2 separate regions of the Mus musculus genome follow, and region 2 is linked to region 1. The links are chromatin loops, found by intact Hi-C in ENCODE. Cell type or tissue: heart. All regions are shown on one strand. Each heading gives the region's core, and the rest is flanking DNA. Links, peaks and the distances in the headings are about the cores only. Region 1 overlaps Fgd4 (FYVE, RhoGEF and PH domain containing 4). Region 2 holds the start of Yars2 (tyrosyl-tRNA synthetase 2 (mitochondrial)).

What was found. A loop is a pair of places that touch in the nucleus more often than their neighbours do. Peaks named below come from ENCODE experiments on the same cell type or tissue, not always from the same donor. Only the 100,000 strongest peaks of a DNase experiment are listed, where the experiment ranks them.
Region 2: a loop joins it to region 1, with 4 times the contacts of the local background. A loop is called at or near these places in 8 of 42 quality-filtered maps.

What each region holds. Positions count from the first base shown.
Region 1 is chr16:16,580,297-16,590,540 of GRCm38, reverse strand. The region is part of intron 1 of Fgd4 (FYVE, RhoGEF and PH domain containing 4); the gene reads left to right. Among named protein-coding and RNA genes, the nearest start is that of Fgd4, 15 kb to the left of the region's middle. In heart, for the core only: a CTCF peak has its summit at 5,684 (motif pointing right); no DNase peak of the experiment used is centred there.
Region 2 is chr16:16,299,865-16,310,108 of GRCm38, reverse strand. Yars2 (tyrosyl-tRNA synthetase 2 (mitochondrial)) reads right to left here and starts at 7,144. Exons shown (of 5, transcript NM_198246.2): 1 at 6,362-7,144; 2 at 5,406-5,573; 3 at 3,491-3,646; 4 at 2,729-2,899; 5 at 469-777. The coding sequence starts at 7,125. The coding sequence ends at 618. In heart, for the core only: CTCF peaks have their summits at 6,034 (motif pointing left), 7,440 and 7,646 (motif pointing right); DNase peaks (open chromatin) are centred at 6,698, 7,188 and 7,478; H3K4me3 peaks cover 2,492 bases; H3K27ac peaks cover 1,908 bases.

The DNA of each region.
Region 1 (10,244 bases), core at 3,016-8,015:
TTGCAAAGCTTCTATAAGGCAAAGGACATTGTCAATAAGACAAAATGGCAACCAACAGATTGGGAAAAGATTTTTACCAATCCTAAATCCGATAGTTGACTAATATCCAATATATACAAAGAAGTCAAGACGTTAGACTCCAGAGAATGAAACAACCCTATTAAAAAATGGGCTACAGAGCTAAACAAAGAATTCTCAACTGAGAAATACCAAATGGCTGAGAAGCACCTAAAAAGATGTTCAACATCCTTAGTTATCAGGGAAATGGAAATGAAAACAACCCTGAGATTCCACCTCACTCCAGTCAGAATGGCTAAGATCAAAAACTCAGGTGACAGCTGATGCTGGCATAGATGTGGAGGAAGAGGAACTCTCCTCCGTTGGTGGTGGGATTGCAAGCTAGTACAACCACTCTGGAGATCAATTTGGCAGTTCCTCAGAAAATTGGACATAGTACTACTGGAAGATCCAGCAATATCCCTCTGGGGCATATGCCCAGAAGTTGCTGCAACATGTAATAAGGATACATGCTCCACTATATTCATAGCAGCCTCTTTTACAATAGTCAGGAGCTGTAAAGAACCCAGATGTTCTTCAACAGAGGAATGGATACAGAAAATGTGGTAAATTTACATAATGGAGTACTACTCAGGTATTAAAAATGATGAATTCATGAATTTCTTAGACAAATGAATGGATGTGGAGAATATCATCCTGAGTGAGGTAACCCAATCACTAAAGGACACACTTTATATGCACTCACTGATAAGTAGATATTAGCCCAGAAACTAGGAACACCCAAGATACAATTTGTAAAACACATGAAACTCAAGAAGGAAGACTAAAGTGTGGATACTTTGTTTCTTCTTAGAAGGGGGAACACAATACCCATGGAAGTAGTTACAGAGGCAAAGTGTGAAGCAGAGACTGAAGGAATGACCACCCAGAGACTGCCCCACCTGGGGATCCATTCCATAAACAACCACCAAAACCAGACACGATTATGGATTTCAACAAGAACTTGCTGACAGGAGCCTGATATAGTTGTCTCCTGAGAGGCTCTGCAAGTGCCTGACCAATACGGAAGTGGATGCTCACAGCCATCCATTGGACGGAGCACAGGGTCCCCAATGAAGGATCTAGAGAAAGTATCCAAGGAGCTGAAGGGGTTTGCAACTCCATAGGAGGAACAGCAATATGAACTAACCAGTATCTCCCAAGCTCCCTGGGATTAAACCACGAACCAAAGAAAACACTTGGTGGGACTCGTGGTTCTAGCTGCATATATAGCAGAGGATGGCCTAGTTGGTCATCAGTGGGAGGAGAGACCCTTGGTCCTGTGAAGGTCATATGCCCCAGTATAGGGGACTGCCAGTTCTAAGAATCAGGAGTGGGTGGGTTGGTGAGTAGGGGAGGGGGAAAGGGATAGGAGGTTTTTGGAGGGTAAACTAGGAATGGGGATAACATTTGAAATGTGAATAAAGAAAATATCTAATACAAAAAAAAGGTCATTGAGGTGGGCAGCTAGCTCCAGATACCAGCATTCCCACTTCAGAAATTCATTCTTACAATTCTATTTTTCTAGAACTGCTTTGCTGACAGTTTATAGCATATGGGGGGGGTCTCTAGAGGAAGATAACCAATAAAGCAAATATATATCCAAGAAGATTTGATTGTTTTAATATGATACAGGCTGGACTGTCTAATATTGGCTGTGTTTATACTAGAGATGCTAAGAATCTGGTATCTGCTCAGTCCACAAAACGTCTCTCAGGAATGTCAATCTGATGACAAAGCCTGGAGGATTCCTGAAGGCCACTGTGCTTCCGTCCATGTTGGATGGCTGTAGTACTTGAAATGAGGATGAGTCTCATAGGCTCATATATTTTAATGCTTAGCCACTAGAGAGTAAAACTGTTTGAGAAGAATTAGAAGGATTAGGAGGTGTGGCCTTGTTAAAGCAGGTGAGGCCTTGTTGGCAGAACTGGGTTGCTTGGAGTGGGATTTGTGGTTTCAAAAGCTCACATTAGGTCCAGCGTCTCTGTCTTTATATCTCTGTCTCTCTCTCTCTCCCTCTTTCTGTTTTTCTGTTTCTCTCTGTCTGTGTGTCTGTGTTTCTCTCTTTCTGTCTACTGCCTGCAGATGAGGCTGTAAAGCTCTCAGCCACTGCTCTAGCACCATGCCTGTGAGCTTTCTGCCATGATGATGACCTGTAACAGTGTTATTTATCAAGGCTCTAGTTAAATGCTTTGCTTCATAAGAGTTGCTTTCCTCACTGTGTCTCTTCCCACCAATGGACCCGTGACTAAGACAGTCACCTAAGAAGTTGGTTTTCACTACCAGCTGCAGCAACTGTACAGTGTGAGCAAGACCAAGGATGAACTCAAGATCAGGGTAAATGAACTCACTAGTGAGACAGAGGCAGGCAGGCAGGCAGGCAGGCAGGCAGGCAAAGCATCCTCTTGTATACGGATTGTCTCCTCCAACCCTGCCCTCAAATACAGCTCCCATGTAAGATGACTCTTCCCTACATGTGAATATAGAGCAAGTTAATATATTGTATAATATTATTATAACATAATATAACAATACAGTTCATATAATAAGAAAGTGCCTCATAAACTCAGGTTAACCTAAAATAGATAGTTGCTCACAAGTAGGTCCAAAGGCCTGTCTTTTTTGCTAATTTTAAATACTGTTATTGGAATTACCCATCACACTTCCCAAGATTAGAATATATTACAAAGTCAATATTTCAGTGTAGGTCTTGTATGTTAGCTCTTTTTCATGATATATTTCTCAGATATATTAACAATGGTATTTGAAAATGCTAGTGACTAAGGTAAAGAAAACGACTGATTTTCTCTAATAAAATAACTTAAATTTTTATCATTATCATTATTGTTGAGTTTTAACATATGATTAATTGATTCTACACAAGAATCTAATGAATGTACTAGTACATATTATTTGTTCCTATGTCTGGGGTTAATAAGTTACTCATCATATTTAATATATTAATATTCCTATATTTGTTTTTGTTAGTACAATATTCAGATATAAAAAGTATTTTGGGGGAGTTAGTTTTGAACCAAATGCAAGTAGGATAACATATAAATGTTCAAGTAGCTAAAATGGCTCTTCAGTTGTGATGGAATGTGCCTGTAATCTCAGCTCTTAGAAGTCTGAGACAGAATTTTTACAGAGCATGGAGAAACTCCATTAAAAACAAAACAAAACAAACAAACAAAACAGAAAACCTGGCAAAGCTCTAAGAGCACTGTGTCTTTTTAAAGTGGATGTGTGTTCACATCATTTATAAACTGTGCTTTGTAATTGTTACTTTCTCATTGTAAAGCTTTAACTGTAGCCTTCTAAATTGTAATGCTGTTTTGGTTTATGGATATCAAATAATTTATACCAAGTTATCAGTGAGGTGTTAAATAACTGTGGTAGCAAAATATGGTGCCTTAAGGAGCCACCAGTGCTTATGCCAAGGTTTGCCATTTGGGTGCCATCAACTACAGATGTATTGTGATTTGGACACCTATTGTCTACTGCAGTTAGCAATTTTTCTTTTCTACTTTATCCTAATAGTATCTTTGTCTGGCTATCCATCGTAAACAGCAGATGCCTGTAATATGTAATCATCTTTATAGTTGGGTAGTAACATTAATGTTTAAAGTTATTTTGCACTAATATAAAATTTGACACAAAAATAAGAAAAATAATCCTGACTTCTCTTTGAATATAGCTAACCACACTTATAAATATTGACATCTTCATTCTCTGCCTTCAGGCAGTTAGCTTTCATTACCCGGTCATCTACTTGCTAAGGTTCGTGAGCCTTTTCTGCCACTGTATTCTAATGTGCTCCTATACATTAGCATTTGCTTTCTCTATTTTTCTTTCAGGAGGCAGTACTATATTCATTTACTTAAAATTAAACTCGAACCATGCATGGTTGTATACTCCTTTAATCCAGCACTCTGAGAGACAGAAGCAGAAGGATTGCTATGAATTTGAGGCTAGACTGAACTTCATATCAAGTTTCAGTCCTAAAAACAAAAACCTTTGATTTTTATCTAAGTTTCCAGATGTTAGTAAAAATAAAGAAAATTCTAGACTAGTATTAATGCAAAAATGTTTTGAATCTTCTCATTTACCCTCATCTTGGTAAGAAATCTGGTGACAGTAAGGGAGAAAATGCTACCAACATGTCCAAGAAGTACTAGTAATGGTGGATTGTGTTATCCTGATGTTGTACTCAATGAAGGTATTCTTCAGAGGCTCTGTGGAGTTATATCACAGGTGACTCAGGCAGTGGCAATCTGTACAAGATATCTGCTGTGAGGTGGTATCTTATGTACATGGTAGGGAATCTGCATTTATGAAATCTCAACAGTATGGTTGTCTGTACAACAGTAAGACCTGTAAATGGCAACACCAGTTGCCATGTCAATGTATACCGGTAGAAATCTCACAAGTCCCAATCCCTAGATAAAAACCTGTGGGCAACTAATGACTTGTTGAGAGACTGACATCATTCTTCTCAAGGGATGAACCCCTGATAGGTTTTTCAATTCCAAGTGATCAGACCTAAATGCATATACATTTTAGCAATACTAAATGACCTCAGGAAGTTGTTTTTGTAAGTTTACATGTATAATGTATTATATTACATGTAATATATATTATGTATATACACATTATAATTGAAGATATGGGGGCATGGATTTGAGCAGGAATAGGATGGCATGGGAGGAGTTGGAGGGAGGGAAGGGAGGGAAAATAATATAGAATACTCACATATAAACTTCTCAAAAAAGAAAGAAGCTATATTCAACTTGACATTTTAGTGACAATGGTTATTAGAAGTTTGAATAATTTTAAAAAGGGGCAATGGAGATGGCTCAGTGGGTAAGCATACTTGTTGTGCAAGTATAAAGTCTTAGAGTTACAATTCCCAGCACCCAAATAAGAAGCTGGGTATGGAGGACCATTGCAGCTGGCTGACCACCAGTCAGCCTCATCCTTAGTGTGAGGCTCTGTCCCTAGGAAATAATGTGGAGAATGATTGAGTTGGGCACCTGATGCCTCTGCTGGCCCTGAGTCTGCATACAAGCATGTTTACCTGCAAACCATGTGAATGCACAAAACCACAGACATACATTATAAATACAGACTAAATATTTTAAAACTATTTTCTGGATCTTTACCTAAACCAGGGCACTTCTTGTGCTAAGATAGTATTAAAGGGAAGTTTTGACACTCTTTGGGCAGTGAACTCCAAGACACATGAAGTAGTGATGAATATTGTAAAGGGATCCTGAGCATGACCTGGTTCCACTACTGCACAGGTCATGTGTTAATTCAAGCCCTCCCCAGCCCCAGAGTTATTCAGCAGAACAGCTTTGAGTCCATTGCTAGATGAAGCCACTTTCTGCTTTCAGGTTTCTTTAAAATCCTATGCACAGTGTATTTTACCATTTTTTAGTGGATGCTTCTGAATTGGAGGATTATATAGAAATGAAGTTTGTCTTCATGCAAACAAGCTTTGGAAAGATGAAGGACAAGTCCTTGTGTTTGGGCTCTGCCCTCCTTGGCTCTGGAATGCAAAGCTGATAGTAAATGTCTGTTAACAGAAGGCAGTATTTGATCTTCAGGTCTGTGAATCCTCTTGCCACCAGGTGGCAGTGGAGAGGTGACCTTCAGGCTAAGGAAGCCTGTCAGTGGCTATCAGGGTCTAGGAGGTAGAGTCACAGAACTGCATATGCAGTTAGCATTGCAATGCCTTAGCATGTGGTGCCATTTATTTGCTATTCTAAATCTCCTTGTGAAATGTGTTACTTGGGCCTTATCACTTAAAAAGCATGAATGTTAACTGTGGAAACTTGTAAATTCAAAGGAAGTCCACATGACAGGGAAGGTATCTCAGTCAGCACAGTGCTCGCCCTGCAGCACTTCAGTTCCTGGACTGACGGTTTTGGTTTGGTTTTGTGCCAGGTATTAGATGCAGGCAGATCTCTGGTGCTTGCTGACCGGCCAACCTAGCCTGCAGCCTGATTTGCGTATTAACAAGAAAACTTTTCTCAACACAAACAACAGACAAAAATGTTGAGACACAACTGATGTGAGGTTGTCCTCTGCATCCCACATGCACCTGCACATGCATGTACCTTCACCCACACCTGCACACACACACACACACACACACACACACACAGTCCTTGACAATCTTGTTGCTTGGTTTCTAGTTCATTCCAGTAGCTGTTGTCGTGCTGTTGCTCATGAGTTGTTATCTATGGAGAGGGGTTAGTGACTAGAACATGTTCTAGATCTGATTGCCCATAGTCCTTCACATAGGCTCTATATGGCTCAAGCCAGATCAACAAGTCAATATGTGTTGATAACTATACTCTCCAGTTCTCTAAATGTCAGAAAATAGGCTTTCTTACCGCACCATTCAATGTCATAGGAGCTATTGCACTAGGCTGTGTGTATTAAATAGGAGCCATATATGGAATATGTAGATGCTTTCCTTTCGTACCTGCCTACCCTTTTCCTAGTCATTCTTTTTTTTATAACTGTACTTATTTTAGTGATCTGTGTTTACAACCAAATCAAGATGAAAAACTTTTAAGATGAAAGCTTTTTAAAGCTGTCTTCCTTTTGTTTGTCATGGCAATAGATGTTTTTGCAGTAGTATAACTATAAAAATTGAATATACAATGCTTTTCTACTTGGTTGTATGAGAGCAGGCAGTCCCTTTAGAAGTAGCTTTGAAGCATTGTTCCCATAGTCTAATAGGAAGCTGTGTGTACTTGTGTTTCTAAATGTAAGTATCCTGTGAACTTCTGTATCTGCAGTAAATATATCTATTCTGTGTACCTGTGTCCAAACAAAGCAATATGAGACAAATAAGCAAGCAAGCAAACAAACCCTCCAAAAATACCATTAAATTCCTTTTGTTTTTGCTTTTTATATGCTGGATTGGGAACTAGCAGTGTAAGATTTGCAGCAGCCCTGGACTGGATGTTGGTAAAACACAGATCCCAGCAGGACTGCTAGGGATAACCATCAGTGCTAGACAAGTTGCCCCCAGTAGGGAGCTGCTATAGCAGGCTCTGCTGGGCCTTAATGCCTGAGGAGCCTTCTAGTGCTTCCTTCCCTACCCCTCCCTCCCTCCCTCCTCCTCTTCCTCCCCCCCTCTCTCTCCCCCCCCCTCCCGGCTTCCTCCCTCCCCTCCCCACTCCCTCCTTCCTTTCTTCCTTCCTTTCTTTCTTTCTTTCTTTCTTTCTTTCTTTCTTTCTTTCTTTCTTTCAAGAGTTTAAGAAGGATTGGTTTCAAAGTCTGCTAATATTCTGCTGGAAATCTGTCTGCACCTGTTTGTTTGGTTGGTTTTGAGTTGGCAGGATTTTTATTGCTGTCTTACTCTCCCTCTGTGCTGTGTCTCTGCTTAGATTGTTGGACTCTTCTTGATTTAACTTTGGCAGTTTGGATGAGTCAAGGAACTCATCCATCTCTTAGATTTTCCAACTTAATGAAGTACATGTTTTCAAAGTATCCCCTTATACCATTCTGTATTTCTTGGTGTGTGTTGCTTTCCTGTTCGTTTCTGATTATGTTAATTGGGTTTCTCTATTTACTTGGTTAGTTGGGCTAAGGATCTATTGGTCTTATTTGTCTTCTCAGAGAATAAGCTTTTCGATCATTGTTTTTTTTTTTTTTTGTATTGTTTTCATTTCTATGTCATTAATCACTGCTTTTATTTCTATTTTTTTTTCTTTTCTTTCTTTTTTTTTGCCATCTACTGTGTTTGGAATTGGCTTGTTCTATTACAGAATTTTTGTTTTGTTTTTTTCTCATTATTATTATTGTTATTGTTGTTACTTTAAATGTAGGCACTTAGAACTGTAGATTTCTATCTTAGACCTGTTTTTATGTGTAGTAGGAATTACATTGGTCTAACAAAGTGATACTAGTAGATTTTTTTCTAAGATCTGTCACCTCACTAACCCTGCGAAGCTGGCTAATATTTCTAGTCCCATACATGATTTGCCTCCTATTGAGTAGGACTTAAGCTTAATTGGATAGTTGTTACAATCAGCATGTGAGTGTCCCTTATTGTACCTTTGTGGTTATTTAGCCATGCTGATCAGTGTTTTGGTTCATAGGTATTGAGTCTGGATAATTGCTTCCCTCCTGTGGCTGCTTGTATAATATTTTCTGGAACCATGGAAACAAGACTGAAGGAAGAACATTTTCAAGTTGGATTCAGCTCATATAATCTGACTCCAGTATCTTAAGTGTGTAGTGTCTTAAGAAATACGGGCCCACCCTTAACCTCTAAAGGTAATCAAGGGCAATGGCAATTGTCTATATTATTTCAGAAATTACTTAGACTACCCTAGCCAACCATTTGAGAAGACACTTCTTGTACTGGTACTATGGCTTTTGTTAGTATAGTTTCTGTGAAGAGTATTGTAAGCTCAGAGGCATACACACATATAAATGTGTGTATATGTGTGTGTGTATATGTGTGTGTATTAATAAATTTTCCTTTATCAAACAACCCCAGCCTTTTGTTAATAATTTATGTATTTACTTTACATTCTGATCACAGCTTTCCCTCCCTCTTCTCTTTCAAATCCTTCCCTCTCAACTTACCTCCCACCCATCCACTCCTCCTCATCTCCTTAGAAAAGGGGAGGCCTACCATGGATGTCAGCCCTCCTTGGCTTATCAAATTGCAGTAGAGCTAGGCCCATCTTCTGCTATTGAGGCTAGACAAGGCAGCCCAGTTAGGCAAAGACCCCAAAGGCAGGCAACAGAGTCAGAGACAACCCCTGCTGCTGCTTTAGGAGTCCCACACAAAGACTGAGCTGCACAACTGTTACATGTCTGCACAGGGTTTAGGTCTGTCCTGTGCATGCTCTCTGGCTGGCAGTTCAGTCTCTGTGGTCCCCTAATGGCCCAGGTTAGTTGATTCTGAAGGTTTTCTTGTGGTGTCCTTGACCTCTCTGGCTCCTTCAACCCTTCCTTTCCTTCTTCCTCTTGTGGGTCTCTGCATCAGTTTCCATCAGTTGCTGGATGAAACCTCTCTGATGAGACTTATGCTAGGCTCCTGTCTGCAAGTATATCAGAATATCATAAATGGTTTTAGGGGTAGGCTCCCTCTCATGTTATGGGTCTCAAATTGGACCAGACATTGGTTAGCCTTTCCCTCAATTTCTGTGCCATCTTTATCACTGTGTATCTTATAATCAGGACAAGTTGTGGGTCTTAAGGTTTTGTGGCTGGGTTGGTGTCTCAGTCCCTTCACTGGAAGTCTTCCCAGGTTACAGGAGATGGCCGGTTTAGGTTCCATTTCCTCTACTGCTAGGAATTTTAGCTAGGGTTACTCTTAGATTCATGGGAGTTTCCACTGTCCTAGGTTTCTAGCTCTTCCCAGAGATGCCTCCTCACCCCAAATTCCAGTTGTCTCTCCCAGTATTCTCTTCTTCAGTTCTTCCTCCACTTGATACCTCCTGTTTCCATCCCTACTTCTCCCCTACACAATCCCCTCTCTTCATCCATCCCCCATGTCTATTCTATTTCCCCTTCTCAGTGAGATTCAAGTGTTCTTGCCACGGGCCCTACTAGTTACTTAGCTTTGTTGAGTCTGTGGATTGTAGCATGGATATTTTGGACTTTGTGGCTGATATCCACTTATCAGTGAGTGCATACCATGTTTGTTTTTCTAGGTCTGGGTTTCCTCACTCAATATAATATTCTCTAGTTCCATTCATTTGCCAGCAAATTTCATAATGTCATTGTTTTTAATAGCTGAATAATAAAATGTGGAAATATACCACATTTTCTTTATATAGTCTTCATTTGGAGGATATCTAGGTTGTTTCTAGTTTTTGGCTATTAGTTTTTTGGCTATTATGAGTAAATAGGCTATGAACATAGTTGAGTAGGTGTCTGCGTGGTATAATAGGGCATGTTTTGGGTATATACTGAGGAGTGTTATAGCTGGGTTTTGAGGTAGAACTATTCCCAGTTTCCTAAGAAACTGCCACATTGATTTCCAAAGTGGTTGTCCAAGTTTGCACTCCACCAGCAATGGAGGAGTGTTCCCCATGTTCTCTGTCCTCACCAGCATGTACTGTCACTTAAGGTTTTAATCTTAACCATTCTAAGCAGTGTAAGATGTCTGGGTTTTGCCTGTTTGGTTTTTTATTTGTTTTGTCATTGTT
Region 2 (10,244 bases), core at 3,286-8,285, 280 kb after region 1:
GGAGCTAGAGAAAGTACCCAAGGAGCTAAAGGAAACTGCAACCCTATAGGTGGAACAATATGAACTAACCAGAACCCCGGAGCTCATGTCTCTAGCTGCATATGTATCAGAAGATGGCCTAGTCGGCCATCAGTGGAAAGAGAGGCCCATTGGTCATGCAAACTTTATATGCCTCAGTACAGGGGAACGCCAAGGCCAAGAAGTCGGAGTGAGTGGGTGGGGGAGCATGTGGGGGACTTTTGGGTTAGCAATGGAAATGTAAATGAAATAAATACCTAATTAAAAAAAAAGTTTAACTTTACAACAGATTTCTCATGTCTAAACAGACAGAAGCTTGGCTAGTTTGTAGAGCTATGTTGTACTACTGCAATCAGTAAAGTGCTCTGCGCCTTACCTACTATGCAACTTTATACAGTCATTTCCACTGCACCACTTCTTCAACCCAAGGAGCAAGGATTGTTCTTGTGTAAAGAAATGAACTACAATTAAGTAACATTTTATTTTGAAATGCACATGAGTATTTACATTGTGAGGGGCCTTGTGTATATTCCACTCTTGGGTTTCCGAAGACCTCCACATTTTGAAAATGGATGATGGACAAATTTGGACAAAACCTTTCACAACTGAAGCCATTTTATAATGTAGAAATTCCTTTTTCCTATTTTAAGTAAGGAAAGTCCATTCTTGAGAATATGTTGTCCAATTACTAGAACACTTTCAGGATTTGTTACCTGTCTGTGATTTATACTGACTCCACCTTCTGTTATCATCCGATACCTGAAAATAGAAAAGTTTTATAACTAGGAGCACTCAGCTGACCTGACTTAATGCCTTACACATGAGGTAAGGTGTCAGGAAGCTGCCTGTGCTCATCTGAACTTAACACTGCAGCTCAGGTGGCTCTTACAATTGTGATCTTCCTACCTCAGTTTCTCAAGTATCTGAGATTACAGGCCTGAACCATCAGGCTCAACTCTATCAGCTTTGAGCAGGGCAATGGTGGCACATGCCTTTAATCCCAGCACTTGGAAGACAGAGGTAAGTGGATTTCTGAGTTTGAGGCCAGCCTGGTCCACAGAGTGAGTTCCAGGACAGCCAGGGCTACACAGAGAAACCCTGTCTTAAAAAAAAAAACAAAAAACAAAAAACAGAAATATATCAGCTTTGACAGATTCACTTTCAGAATTTATCTAGTCTTGTGGTGGGAAAACTCCCAGATTCCTAAAAACAAAAAAGAACAATTTTGCTTTTAAAGTATGCTACCTGTAGATCCAGGTAATAAATAACCCCACTAGAATCTTTAGAAATGATAAGAAACTGGAAAATTCTGAGACTATGAACTAGTACTGTTTAAAATAAAAACAAAATACTTAATCAGCTGATTTCATAAATGGGAAATCAATAGCTGGTTTAATAAATATATGATAAAAAGTTTAACTGAATTTTACATTCAGTTCACGCAATAAAGAGCTTACTGTGTGCTAAACAAACATTAGTGTTAAAGAGAGGACAATGCTGACATACCAGTTTCTCTAGCACGGTGCTGTGCTGTGAGGACTAGATGAAGGACTGGGGAACACTGACTGGGTCGTAAGCTCTGGGAACTTCCTTGATACATAAGGTGTTAAGACACTGGATGACAGCAGGATTTTGACAAGGCGAGGAAACAAAAGGGACCCTTGAAAGTGGCATGTGTTACTAAACAAAAGTTAAGCAGCTCAGTGAACACAGCTTTATAAAATCAAGCCCACAACAAAATCCTATTTACAACTGTATTTCTTCTAGGCAGGCTGTTTCCAGGCTGAATATTATATAGGCCAACCCTATTTATGGTATGAAAAATGCAGCATTACTTCTGACTCTGGCTAATTTGGGTGATTTAAGTAGAGGTTAAACTTAGTTATCAGCAAATTAGTTATCAGTGAAGTTCATAAGAAGATGCAGAAAACTAGACTTGATGTACAGAGAATTTGACTCCAGGTTAAATTTGGTACATTATTAGGGAATAAATAAATAAGGTTGAGTGGCAGGTCATGAACAGGGAGGAGACATATTTATCTACACACACAATTTAGATCTCACTGGAGAGGCAAACATTGCAAAACAAAGAAAGCAACTGTAACAACTGTCACTCGTAGTAACCATGAGCAAGTGACAGGAACTTTATGTACAGGGTCCAAGGGATGAAGCACTTACTTGGGTTTTCTGGTTATTGCTTTTCCTTCTACCTGTTACTGTTATAAATGGACATTGCATTCCATATCACTTCTTGTAGAGCAAAAGTATTCCCTAATAATATGGTAGAACTAAGAAATTGCAATATGCCATTTTCTTCTGCAAAAGAAAAAGGTAATTCTCCAGAATACTTTCTAGTTTATAAGTTTTATGAAGTTCTATTTCTATTCTCATTTCTTTTCAGTAATTAAATTTTAAAATAGATCCTATCCTCCAAAGCCCTGAGGCTACAAGCAAAGTATGAGGGAGGTCGTACGAATCTTTTCACCTCTCTGTCAACAAATCCCTGAGCTGAATGATGCAACACTTGAAGGAGTCCTTCAGAGAGTTCAAGGTATTTTCTACTGTATGAACTCCCGGTTTGACTTTATTGTTTGGCTTAACCCAACTTCTGCAAGAAATGAGTTACATTAAAGCACTACCAGGAAAACACCCTGGAAACATTATGTGAAGCACAACATTTTGCTGCGAATTAAAAATCACAAAACCTTACCCTCGAGGGCCATCAGGAATGGCATTTGCTTTACGGCATGTGTCTATGACACTCGTTCCAGGATCAAGAACTAATTCAGAAAATGAAGCTTCTTTAAACAATTCTTTTAACTCTTGGTCAGACATGACCTCCAGTGCCTCTATGCTGCTATGGTAAAGGGCTTGTGTACACCTGAAAAACATAAAGCTACATTAGGGACTGTTTCACCCACAACCCCACACAAACCACCAAATAACTATAGAGTGCCCACTGTGTTCCACAGTATATGTTTCAACAGCAATATCTATTTTGTGTAATTCACTAACTTAAAGACTTCTCTAGTAAAGACAACATAAAAATTCTTAAGTTAAACACAGTACAAGTTAGTAATCCATAAGAAACTCTTAAAACATCATTTCCAATTTTTCTTGTCTATCCACTAACTTTCATTAAGTCTTAACTTCTCTCAGAATTCCTTAGTTGCCTGTAGTTCTTTGTTGAGGTGTGGGACCTCATGAGATTTCTCCCTTCCATGTTGACATACATACATTCATACATTCATTCATACATTCATACATACATACATGTTTAGGCAGTCATACTGTGGTATTGTAGGTAAAGCTTCCTTGTCATTTCCAGGACACAATCTCACAGCCAATTTCCCAGATACCCTCTTGTCCCCTTCTCCCAAGATGTTCTGTGAGCCTTATGTGTAAAGAAGCTGTGTTATAGATATATCAAGCTAGGACTATTAACTAGCCCATTAGCTGTTGTAAAGCCAACCTTTTAGCAGAGTCCAGACCTTCTTGTCCGTGAACAAGCTTTGTTACTTCTGCAGCAAGTCGTTTCTGAGCAACTCGCTTTTCTGGTTCTTTGACATGTAGCTGCATGATGTGATCGATCTCTGGGAGGGGAAGGAAAGTGAAAAGCTTCAGGTACCTGCAGGACAGAGATGAAACATTCCATGTGCATCCACTAGCTTATCTTGGGAAGAAAAATCCTAAATTCACTTTTGAATTTATTAATGAAAAGCTGTAGCATGTACTTATACAGTACACTAAGACACACAACCCCAATGGGCAATATTTTTCAATACTTATTTTCCATTTTCCTTAAGTAACAAAATGGTGCAGAAATGTGTGCCTCCTTCCTAAGCATACTTTGACATTTTTGTTTTATGTATATCCTTAAAATTTTGACATGAGAGGGCTAGAGAGATGGCTCAGCAGTTAAGAGCACTGACTGCTCTTCCAGAGGTCCTGAGTTCAACTCCCAGCAGCCACATGGTCACTCACAAACCATCTATAATGGGATCCGATGCTGTCTTCTGGTGTCTGAAAACAGATACAGTGAGTGTACTCATACAAATAAAATAAATTAAAAACAAAAATGAAGAGTATTCCATATGTTAACTTTTGCAAAAATGCTATGAAGAAAAAGCACATATCTATCACAAAGCGTAGTGAACCATTATGAAGCAAAACCTATGAAATCATCCTCTTAAGAAATACAAGATTGCTGGTGAGATGGCTCAGCAGGTAAGAGCACCTGACTGCTCTTCCTAAGGTCCGGAGTTCAAATCCCAGCAACCATATGGTGGCTCACAACCATCCATAACGAGATCTGACGCCCTTTTCTGGAGTGTCTGAAGACAGCTACAGTGTACTTACATATAATAAATTAAAAAAAAAAAAAAAAAAAAAGAGCATACAAAGAAGTCTTAGGACCCAACAAATAAAAAAAAAAAAAAAAAAAGACTAGCTCTTAAAAAAAAAAAAAGAAAAAAAAAAGAAAAAAAAAATAAAAGAAATACAAGATTATGAGTAAAATCATAAAAAATGCATTTTTATTTCTAACTTACTCTGGCACACCAGCATATTCACTTATGATGTCACAAGCACAGCTTTCAAAGCTACTAATATTCTGTGATTTACTCTACTGTGGCCATTGTGTCTCCTTTTGAACATATGCTAATCATGCCACAAGTACCTATATTGTTCTTAGAATACACATGCATGAATTTCTGTTAGGCATGCTATCCAGTAGAGGTTATGTAAGACCATAGTTTATATACAATTTATTTTAGTAAGGATTGGCAACTATTATTTCAAAGATCTCTAAGTTTATTCTTGCATCACTCTAGAATAGTTGGTACTGTTATTGGTGCAACAGGAAACACAGACCAACACATCTGACTTGAGTTTTCTTCCCCTTTGAAATTTGCACTTGGGTAAAGCTGGATCCGTGATTATACAACAAAAGATTTGAGGACCAGCAAGAATAAAACAAAATTAGTTTATGAAGATTAAGATAGAGTACACAATTTAGACTCACATGAGTAGGTGTCTTCACAACAGCTACCTACTTTTGGGATTCTATGGCTAAGTTCCAAGCCTCAAAAGATGTAAGAGGTAAGACTTAAGCCAGAGGCTGTCTTGAGCAACTTAGAACATCGCATTTTTTTTTTCTCTCCAGACCTGGGATGTAGCTCAATAGTTAAGCACCTACCTAATAAAATAGCCATTCAGCCCTGGGTTCAACTCTAGTATCGTAAAAATAAAAATGGCAATATCATGTGACATAATAATTTACACCTTAAATAGAATCAATGAAAAAAACCTACAAAGAAAAAGATTCACTAGCTAAAACTGAATCATAACTACATATTAATTTTTCTCAAATGCCTATTAAAGCTTACCTTTCTACGGAATCATCTTGCTGTCTGACAAAGAACTGATAAAGTTCAAACGGTGATGTTTTCTCTCTGTTTAGCCAAACCGCATTGCCAGCAGACTTTCCCAGCTTTGCTCCAGTTGTACTTGTAATTAGAGGTACAGTGATTCCAAACACATCCTCTCCAGTCAACCTACACATACATTCATGGTATTCTGTTAGGCACAATTAGTTCCACCAAGCACAGTACACATTTAAGTCTGGTTACTTACTATATGTTTTTAAAACCCTTTCTCAGTCTGGACTCAGGTCCTCAAGAACCATAAAAACACGCATTTTATATCTACATGTGTCGTGCTTAAGTGCAATTGAGGAATGCACCTGAGCAGGTCAACAGGACTTGATTTTTGAAGGATCAGGTAGAAAAATGACAAAGTTGGGCGAAAGGATACCAGGAGGTACATTTAGAAGGTGGCTTTTAATATTTTTAAATGAGTTTTGTCGTGTAGCACACGAACCAGCCATATAATCTATGTTCCTCAAGAAAACTGTGAGGACTGGAGAGGTGGCTCAGTGGTTCTTCCAGAGATCCTGGGTTCAATTCCCAGCAACCATGTGGGATATAATATAAGAATTTGGTGCCCTCTTCTGGCATGCAGGTGTTACATAGAGATGGAGCACTCATACATAAATAAATCAATCTTTAAAAAAAGAAAACGCTGTGAAAATCTTTATGGAGGCGAAAAGCTAAATTAGTGCACACGGTTCTAAACAGAAGTCCAATTATTTTCAGGATAAATAACAATTTCTAAAGAAACTAAAGGCGACTTAGGGAAAACAGACACAATCCAAATCTTGAATATCGGTCTGCTTCCAGCAGCTCTAACTCCCAGCTCTAACTTACAATCTTCCTAACGAATAACACACTACTTCTGTATACTCGTCCCCGGGTTTCCGTAGGCTCTAACAATTCCAGCTTACTTGTGGATGAACTCGTAGCCAGACATGATGTTGCCCAACTGATCTGATCCGCCCAGTTGGACCCGGCATCCATAGTGCTGGAAAAGGTAGTAGAAGTCATAGGCCTGGAGCACCTGGTAAAAGAACTCCGCCAAGCTCATGCCCTCGGGGCTCTTGAGACGCGACTGCACGCTCAGCCGGCTCAGCAGAGTGCCCATGCGGAAGTGGCCGCCCACCGTGGCCAGGAAATCCACCAGGTGCTGCTCCTGGAACCAGGCCGCGTTGTCCAGCACCGTGAAAGAGCCCCAGGGCCGGCCGTCCGCGAAGAGGCGCGCGTGGTTGGCCGCCAGGGCCTCGAGCCCTCGCCGCAGGGCGTGCGCGTTGGCCCGCACGCACTCGGCGCTCAGCGCCTCGCGCCCCTTGGTCCGGCCGCTGGGGTCCCCCAGGAGGGCCGTGGAGCCTCCCACGAGCGCGATCACGTTGTGGCCGGCTCGCTGGAAGTGGAAGAGCCCCAACAGAGTTAGCAGGTGCCCCACGTGGAGCGAGTCGCCCGTGGGGTCGAAGCCGCAGTACACCGTCTGGGGGGACGAGCCCGCCCTGCGGCGGTCAAAGAGTTCGGGGAGCTCTGTCTTCGTGCCGCTCTCGGGGAAGAACTCCTTGAACAAGCCGCGGGCCCTCGGTGCCACCAGCATTCCCCGCGCGCCCGGGCGCACCGCACGCGACCCTCGTAGCCAGACCAGGGACTGCGGAACGCGGCACAGGCGCCTCAGCATGGGCGCCGCCATCTTGCGGGACACGCAAGGCATGCTGGACCTCTGTCGCCCTGCGACCGCGGGCGCCTCGGTGTCTCTCTACGCATGCTCGGGCGTAGCGGGAGGCCTGTTAGGCTTTGGTGCTGTAGGCAGTCCTGGAATGTGGACCGACTGAGTTCCGTCTTGCGGCCCCCGCTGTTCCTCTATCATTTCATTCCCGTTTTCTCAGTGAGGATGTCGTGATAGTACTTCCTGTCTCACAGCTGTGGTGAAAGCACTTGGCGGTGTAGTAAGCGCTCGACAAATGTTTACTGTCGTTTAAATGATCATGCAAAAGCTGTGATGCTCAAGTCCCATAAGTCTTGGACCTGTAGAAAGAACTCGGAGTGGAGTGGAGACGAAATTTCTTTGTACCAGTTTCCCCAGTTAATGAGAGCCTCGTCACAGTACAGGCAGGCAGGCAGGCGCGCGCACACACACACACACACACACACACACACACACACGTCATTAGTGGGTGTCCTGAAGGTGGCAGTCTCCTCCTAGCAAGAGGAAAGTCAAAACAGGAAAGAACTCCCTGTGTTTAGTATAACAAAAACTGGAGTCATTCAAAGTCATAACATATTAGGTGCTTTTAGGAATCCTCTCACCAGGATGAGGACTCTCATTTGCAATTGTATGGCAGGTGAGCCAGCCCCCAAGTCCCATTGTAGATTCTGACTAATTTTCTTTAAACATTTTAATTAGCGTACACAAATTGTACAAAATAATGAATTTATTCTGACATTTCCATATATGAGTAGACGTGGGCCATACTTTCAAAACTCCCTGATTTATGTGGAGTAGCATTATTGAGAATGTGCCATTTGTGGCCATCACCTACCATTGTGAGAGAAGTAGGGGTTATGGAGGGAGACAGAGAACAATTGAGCCAGGAGTAAGTTGCAGTAGAGGTGTGCTGGCTAGTTTTATGCCAAGTTGACAAAGTTAGAGTCATTGAGGTACTTAAACTGAGAAAATGCCCTCAACCAATGTGGCCTATGAACAAGCCAGTGGTGATCAGTGATTGATGTGGAAGGGACCAGCTCACTGTGGGTGGTGCCTCTTGATAGGTCCTTTCTCCGGTAAAATGAGCCAATTCAAACCAGATTAGATTATAAAGCAGATTTACTGTCCCCCTAGAATTGAGGCCAGGGGGGGTCGCCATGGGGGGGGGGAGAAAGGGCTTGTGGCAGGGGGTGGGGAGAGAGAGAGAGAGAGAGAGAGAGAGAGAGAGAGAGAGAGAGAGAGCAAAATGTGTAGATTGTATAGCAAAGAGCGTCTGAGGGAAGGGCAGCCCATCCCCTGGGCTGGAATGTACAGGGTTGGGGATAGGGTATGCCAGGTAGAGACTTAGGGATGCTGAGAGAACCTGGAAGCCAGATCTGTTTTCATATGTAAAATATGCACCTGAGTCTCTTGTCCCAGGGTCCCAAAAGAAACACCACCCTTGGTGGTCCTGGGTGCTAAAAGAAATCAGGCTGATCAAACAATGTGGAATAAGCCAGTATGTAGCACTCCTTCATGACTTCGGCTTTAGTTCCTTCAGGAGTCTTTCTGACTAGAGTCCTTGCCCTGACTTCCCTGAATGACGAATTATAAGCTGTAAAGTGAAATAAACGCTTTTCTTCCCAGGCCATTGGTCATATTGTTTTATCACGGCAATAGAAAGCTCAGGCCAGACAAGAGTCATTCAGTATCCCAGAGGAAGTCAGGAGCTGAGATTTCCTTCCATAGTCTTCCAAACTGAAACAAGGAGGTAGGCTGTTTCACTTTATTACCGGCTAATCTTTAAATATGGAATGCTCTTGGAGAGAAATCCACACTTTGGGCAAGCCTTTTGACTAAGAGTCATATGCAGAAGACAAACAACACTCACGTTCCTGAAAGAGGATCCTGACCCATCCCCAGACCATTAGCTACAGATCTTTCCATGTCCTAATACTAAGGTATTTGAAGAAGACATTTATTTTAGTGGGTTATAAATTTGTTATTTTGATTAATCAATGTATTTGCTCATCTAATTATCAGTGAGTTTAATTTCTCATTGCCAGTAATATTGTAATATTACTGGTAATATTCTCTAATACTGGTAGAAAATAGCTAGAGTGTTCTCTCATATTGTTACTCAAAATATCTTTAAAATTCTAGTCAGAATCTGTTGATCTGCACTTTGATCAGAGACAGACTGTAAGATGCATTGCAGGAAGTTCTGAAAGCCTAACAGATACTGTACTTAATATTGGGAAAAATCTCTCACTTGCAAGTTTGGGTTAATACAACAAATACCTACGTATTGTGACTTTAAAGAGCAGGGCAACAGTTGGGTATTAGAAAGTATGACTTCATATCTGCACTAGCTTTAGTACTGCTTTTCTTTTCAAAGAAATGCTGTTGTGACAGCATTACATGATGGCCCTATACTTGATGGAAACGTGTCTCAGATGATGAAAATTTTAAAACTACTGTTTAGTGTAATGGGACTGACAGCTCCTGAATAAATGCCTAGGCCTTATAGCTAGGCTTGTTCACAACTAGGACATAACTTATTAACACATTTATTCTATTCTAAGTTCTGCCATGTGGCTATTTAGTAACCTCTCCTTCTTACTCTGGCTTACATCTTTCTCAGAGTCTCCCTAGCAAGTCTCCCTCATCAAACTGACTCCACTCTCTGTCTCTGTCTCTTTGTTTCTTTGTCTCTCTGTCTCTCTGTCTCTCTGTCTCTCTCTGTCTGTCTCTGTCTCTGTCTGTCTCTGTCTCTCTCTGTGTCTCTCTCTCTCTCTCTCTGTCTCTCTCTCTGTCTCTGTCTCTCTCTGTCTCTCTCTCTCTCTCTCTCTCTCCAGAAGTCGCACCTTCCTTTTCTGCCTTTGCTATAGACCATCAACTTTTAAATAAAAGGTAAGAGAGGGAGTGTTTACAAACCACTGAAATAGATGATGCTTAATGACATCAAAGTCCAGCCTTTAATCACATCTCTGCCAGTTCACAAATCAGCATTTGTAAAATACAGAGACAACCTTTACAAAGTGCATAAAAACATCACACCAAAGTTTAGTATTAAAGTTTATTTAATTTTTTTTTTAAAAAATAGATTTGACTTTTGTATCAGC